2 separate regions of the Homo sapiens genome follow, and region 2 is linked to region 1. A link is an interaction called in ENCODE POLR2A ChIA-PET data of the cell type or tissue named here. Cell type or tissue: Panc1. All regions are shown on one strand. Links, peaks and the distances in the headings refer to the core of each region. The heading gives the core; the rest is flanking DNA. Region 1 has its middle 3.7 kb from the start of TRIM6. Region 2 overlaps OR52N1 (olfactory receptor family 52 subfamily N member 1).

Evidence for each region. ChIA-PET counts read pairs that join two places held together with the same protein. Peaks named below come from ENCODE experiments on the same cell type or tissue, not always from the same donor. Only the 100,000 strongest peaks of a DNase experiment are listed, where the experiment ranks them.
Region 2: POLR2A ChIA-PET joins it to region 1 with 8 read pairs; 2 of 35 experiments call an interaction of 5 or more read pairs at or near these places.

The regions. Positions count from the first base shown.
Region 1 is chr11:5,591,445-5,594,374 of GRCh38, forward strand. It overlaps a transcript of TRIM5 not described here. Among named protein-coding and RNA genes, the nearest start is that of TRIM6, 3.7 kb to the right of the region's middle. In Panc1, for the core only: no CTCF peak of the experiment used is centred there; no DNase peak of the experiment used is centred there; H3K27ac peaks cover 698 bases.
Region 2 is chr11:5,787,880-5,790,809 of GRCh38, forward strand. It overlaps OR52N1 (olfactory receptor family 52 subfamily N member 1), which reads right to left. Exons shown (of 2, transcript NM_001001913.2): 2 at 1-981. The coding sequence starts at 937. Among named protein-coding and RNA genes, the nearest start is that of OR52N1, 1.9 kb to the right of the region's middle. In Panc1, for the core only: no CTCF peak of the experiment used is centred there; no DNase peak of the experiment used is centred there.

The DNA of each region.
Region 1 (2,930 bases), core at 195-2,694:
TGGAGACCAGCCTGACCAACATGGAGAAACCCTGTCTCTACTAAAAATACAAAATTAGCTGGGCGTGTTGGCACATGCCTGTAATCCCAGCTACTGGGGAGGCTGAGGCAGGAGAATCGCTTGAACCTGGGAGGCGGAGGTTGCACTGAGCCATGATCGTGCCATTGCACTCCAGCCTGGGCAAAAAGGGCAAAAACTCCGCCTCAAAAAAAAAAAAAATTAATGAGGTATGATCTGATTGGATCTTGCAATGAGGTGATGCTGGGAGACATGATCTGATTGGATCCTGCCATGGGGTGATGCAAGGGCTCATCTGATTAGATCCTGAATTCTGCCATGTGAGGTTCTTTCTTAATTCAGTCCCTACTCCTCAGTCTGAGCATTTGGGTTCCACCTGTGGTTGCATGCTTGGTTTATCTAGGCATGTTCAGGCTATGTGACCTTTAGCCCCGGGGGGCTGTGGCAATTGAAAAACAGCTCACAACTATGACACTTAAAAGTTAAACCAGATGAGTCCGCTGAGGTTATAACATCTTGTTTTTGTTCTACCTGTGAGTTAGTTACTCACATGGACTCTGGAGCCCAAAAGAGGTCTGATCTATAGTTAATGTTAGGACTTTGTCAGCTAGGAAACTGGATGGGATTATCTAGGAAGGGGATTTAGAGAAAATGAGATAATAGGAAAGAAACAAACAAAAAGCTATATTTAAGTGACTAGCTTGATTTTCTTCAAATTGACTAGAATGTGAATATATGCACAGCAAAATTCATGTTTTATTCATCGGTATTACTCCAGAGCCCTGCCAAATGCTTGGTACTTCATTATAGTTAATAATGCTACCTATCACTCACTGACGAGCTATTGTGTTTCAGGGACTGTCCTAAGTACTCCACATATACTTGCATATTTAGTCTTCACAATAACTCTATGCAGTAGGTATTTTACAGATAGGGAAACTGAGGCCCAAGAGAGGTTAAGTAACTTGCCCCAAATCATACAGATGGTAAGTAAATGAGCTAGGATCTGAATCTTGGCAAAACTGGTTCCAGAGTCCATCATCTTAAATACCATCTTAAATACCGTGCTATATGACATATATAGTTTAATATGTGTCTGCTGAAAAGAAAGAACAAAACAAATTTTTAAAAAGAAGGAAGGAAGAAAATATAAAATATCAAAGGAAAGATGGGGCCAGGCGTGGTGGCTCACACCTGTAATCCCAGCACTTTGGGAGACTGAAGTGGGTGGATCGCTTGAGTCCAGGAGTTTGAGATCAGCCTGGGCAACATAATGAAATCCTGTCTCTACAAAATACACAAAAATTTACCCGGCACGGTGGTGTATGCCCTTAGTCTCAGCTACTTGAGAGGCTGAAGTGGGAAGATCACTTGAGCCCGAGAGTTTGTGGCTGAAGTGAGCTGAGATTGTGCTACTACATGCCAGCCTGGGCAACAGAGTGAGATTGTCTCAAAAAAAAAAAAAAAAGAAAAAAGAAAAAGAAAAAAGAAGAAAAAATGAGAGGAAAGTAGGGAAAACAAGAAGGATGGAAAAAAGAGAGGGAGGAAAGGACCAAAAAAATGCATTAATTAGGTCCATGTTTGATGATCAGAAGCATCTGAAAACAAAATTGGTGGCTTGTTTCTCCTACATCCCTAAGCCTCTGGAACAAGAGGTGTTTCTCCCTGAAATTTGTTTTCATTTGGTTTTACTGAAGTTCTTCCTGTAATCAGATGTTAACAATTATCTTTCAGAAAATCCAGTTAGGCCTATCCTGAATTCTCAAGCATAAACTACCCTGATTCTTAATCTTAGCCTTGCAATATCTACTTTTTTCTTTTCTTTTGTTCCCATCAGCTCCCAGCTGGTAGTAATGAGTTAAGAAGGGTTTTCCATGAGAGGGGCAGAAACATTTCTGACAACAGGAATCATCTAACACTGCTTTCAAACAAGTTGTACTGAAAAAATATACTAGAGATTTTTTTCACAGGAAGTCTCTCTCCTGTGAATATATTAGAGATTTCCTCAAAGAAAATATATTCGAGCATATTAGAGATTTGCTCACAGAAAATCTATCTCCTGAGTTTGTATTTTTTTTATCACTATTTGGCTATGAGAATATTCTGTGACCCTTGTCATGGTCCTGTTTGCTTTTCCTGAAACCTCTTTCCTATCAAATGTTAATATCCACTTATTGCTATTAAGAAATCTTGACACCTCAACCTGTGCACTAAACAATATTCCTGGTATATACTGAGTATTTAATATTGAGTATTGTAATAATAACAGGCTGGCTCTGTTGATACCACCCTGAGTCTAGAACTGCAGCAGTGGGTCCTGAGTCTAGAACTGCAAGTACTCTGAGTATTCAGGAACTTGGGGCTGTCAGCAAATCTGTGCCCTCTTTACCTTCAAACCTGTCCTACTGGATGCATCATATTACCCCACCAAACCTCTGGATCCCACATACTTGGTTCCCTTTTAACACTAACAGTATTCCACTGTATTGGGTATACCACTTGTTTTTCAATACATTTAATACTTGATGAACAGTTGGGTTGATTCCATTTTTTAATATGAGTAAAACTGCTATGGACATTTGTGTACAAATCTTTGCACGGATATGTTTTCATTTCTTTTGAGTAGATTCCTACGAGTGGATTTGATGGATTATGTGGTAAATTTATATCTAACTTTTCGAGACCCCTTGAATTATTGCCAAGTACCTTCATTTCTTCTCAACCGTCAGAATGCCCAATCTCCCTGTTCAAGATGAGAAATTATAGAGAAAATAAAAACTGCCTTGGTTAGCAAACAAAAAGGAAAAATTCTGCACACTGAGAAACAGTCTTTCATTCTGTTTTTTGTTTTCTTTTTTGTTTTGAGACTGATTATCACTGTGTTGCCCAGGCTAGAGAGCAGTAGCAGGATC
Region 2 (2,930 bases), core at 175-2,674, 200 kb after region 1:
CCTTAAGAAAGAACCTAATGACACTTTCTCGTACCTGCCTGGTTTTCACCCCATACACAATAGGGTTCATTGTGGGAGGCATTAGTAGGTAGAGATTAGCCATAATAATATGTATGTGTAGAGGAATGGTGTGTCCCCCAAAATGGTGTGTAAAGAAGGTAAAGAAGGCTGGAACATAGGTGAGGACTATGGCACAGAAGTGGGCAGTGCAGGTGCTGAAGGCCTTCTGTCGAGCATCTGCTGATGATAGACTCACAACTGCTTGAAGAATCATAGTGTAGGAGATTGTAATGCACAGGATATCAAAGCCCCCAATCAGCAGGGCAACTATCAAACCATAGATGGCGTTAACCCTGACATTACCACAAGATATCTTGGCCACAGACATGTGGTCACAGTAGGTGTGGGGTATGACGTTGCCCTTGCAGTATGGAAGGCGCTTGGTGAGGAAAGTGGAAGGGATAACAAGCATCACACCCCTAAGAAAAGTGAGGAACCCAGCTTTAGCAATGACTGAATTAGTGAGGATGGTGGCATAACGCAGAGGGAAGCAGATGGCCACACAGTGGTCCAGGGCCATGAGCATGAGCACCCCAGACTCCATCCCTGTGAAGGTGTGCACAAAGAACATCTGGGCGAGGCAGGCTTTAAAATCAATCTCCTTGAGATTAAACCACAATATGAAGAGAGTGTTGGGAAGGGTGCTGGTGCACATGAGCACATCTGTGAAGGAAAGAAGGGCAAGGAAGACATACATAGGTCTGTGTAAGGCCTCATCACAGTAGATGAGGTACATAAGGCCGAAGTTCCCTGTAATAGCAATGCTGTACATGGTACACAGTGGGAAGGAGATCCACAAATGCACATCTTCCAAACCAGGGATGCCATTTAGGATGAATGAAGCTGGAGTTAGGCTGGTGCCATTTAGAAATGACATAATGACTGTTGGAAGTTCATTGTATAGCAGTTATAGCATTGCCTCTGTGAGCAGGAAATAAAAAAAAGAGTAATTTCAAGGAGTGACTGACCATCAGTCTTCTTTCCCATAATGGCTATTTTGTTTTCCTTGTAGATCAATGACTATATTTGTTCTATTATGTTTAATATGTGATATATACACTGTCTGGGTGTGTGCCTTAAGCATTAGGTGTTGACAGGAAAAACTGAGTCTAGTCAGTACATTTGGACCTGAATATCTGGGGTCTTTGTTATCATGTAGTCCATTCTCCAGGCCAACGTTGGCCATGAACTGAACAACTCTGTGGTCAAGAATTGATTAAATATTTGCTCTATTCTAGGTGCTCACCATCTTAGAGATCTCCGTTGTATTCTGAAATGTTAACAGACTTCATTAGTTCCTGTGGGCTTACCTTTCAAATTAAATCTGTCCTAATGGACATACTGACAATATTTTCAATCTAGTTTTAGCCCAAACTCCACCCTTTTGGTTTGCAGAAAACCTAAATACAGAAAAATATGAATCATCCCCTTGTAGCTGTAGTTTTCTTGAAGCGAAATCATAGAATGATCTTAGAGGCAAATAAATAATAATAATAATAATCCACTTTCTAATATCAGCAAAAGACCACTTGTTTTATAAGTACCATGATATATAGAGGATGAAGGATCATTAAAAATGCAAGAACTTATGAGAATCCAATGTTTTCCTAAGATTACAGTCTAGTCTAATTGACTCTAGAGTCAATTCAGTGAAAATAAAGATGCTTATCATCTTAAACAAAATAAATTGACATTCCCTTTAGAACATAGTGCTTTATATTCTACCCATATCAAAACTTCAGCCATAGAATCAAATATTTTTGAGGCTTAAAATAAAGAATATTTTTATCAAATATTTTTGAGGCTATGTAATCTCCAAAACTAAGTTTCTTTTGTATACAGAAGATGTTCAATACGTTTTTCAAGGCCCACAGAAGAACAGGCAGTGGTAGAACAAGGACCAACAAAACACTTCTGAATAGTAAGGGAGAGAATATTTGGTGTGATAGTGTGCTGTGAGAAAATAAGAACAAACTCAAAGTTATGACCACAGAATAGATGAAAATAGGCTTCACGGGTCTGAAGAAGTGGGCTATATCAGCCGGAATGTGTTGATTAAAATTTTTTAAAAGGAGCAAGTTGTGTGATGGGGGCATATCCCATATAGAAGGATATTGGAGGAAAACTAAGTAGGCTTTCTAATTTAAAAATATCAATATTGATATTTATAGTTCCTCCTTGACATATTGGAGGTGACCCACCTGTCACTTCAGGGATGTCACTATTGAAAATTTAAGGTTGTATAAAACTGGCTATCCTATTTTCATATGTGTCTTTTATAAAATTTTTATGTCCTTATTTTATGAAATATTAGGGCTGTATAAATGAACTCTTGTCACTTTTCTAATTGAGATATAATTCAAATAACATTACTATCATGTGAAATAGAGGCAACTCACTGAAAAGAAGACAAAACACAGAAAAGTATGGAATGAGGCTGTCATCTCTCTTTTTTTCAGATCACAGAAAAAATTCTTTTCTCTCAGAAATGCTGCTTTTAGCTTTCACAGCCAGAGGGAATAAATAGAATACTTCCTGCAAAGATTGTTTCAGTAATTGAAATGTGAATATTTTATCCAAAGTGAAAATGGAACATACAAGCCAGTTTGTCTGCTGCACCATTTTAAAAGCTAGGAGAATAACTCTTCTGACAACTCTCTTACTCATCCTCATTTCTCAGCTACTGTAATCTGCACCCATCCCTTTAATAAGAATAAAGAAATCTCAGTTCAGAAATCTGCTCACCCTAATGATCAGTGATGTTGAGCTTTTTCTCATATGATTGTTGGCCACATACGTGTTTTCTTCTGAGATGTGTCTGTTCATATCCCTTTCCTACTTTTTAATAGGTTGTTTTTTTCTTCTAAATT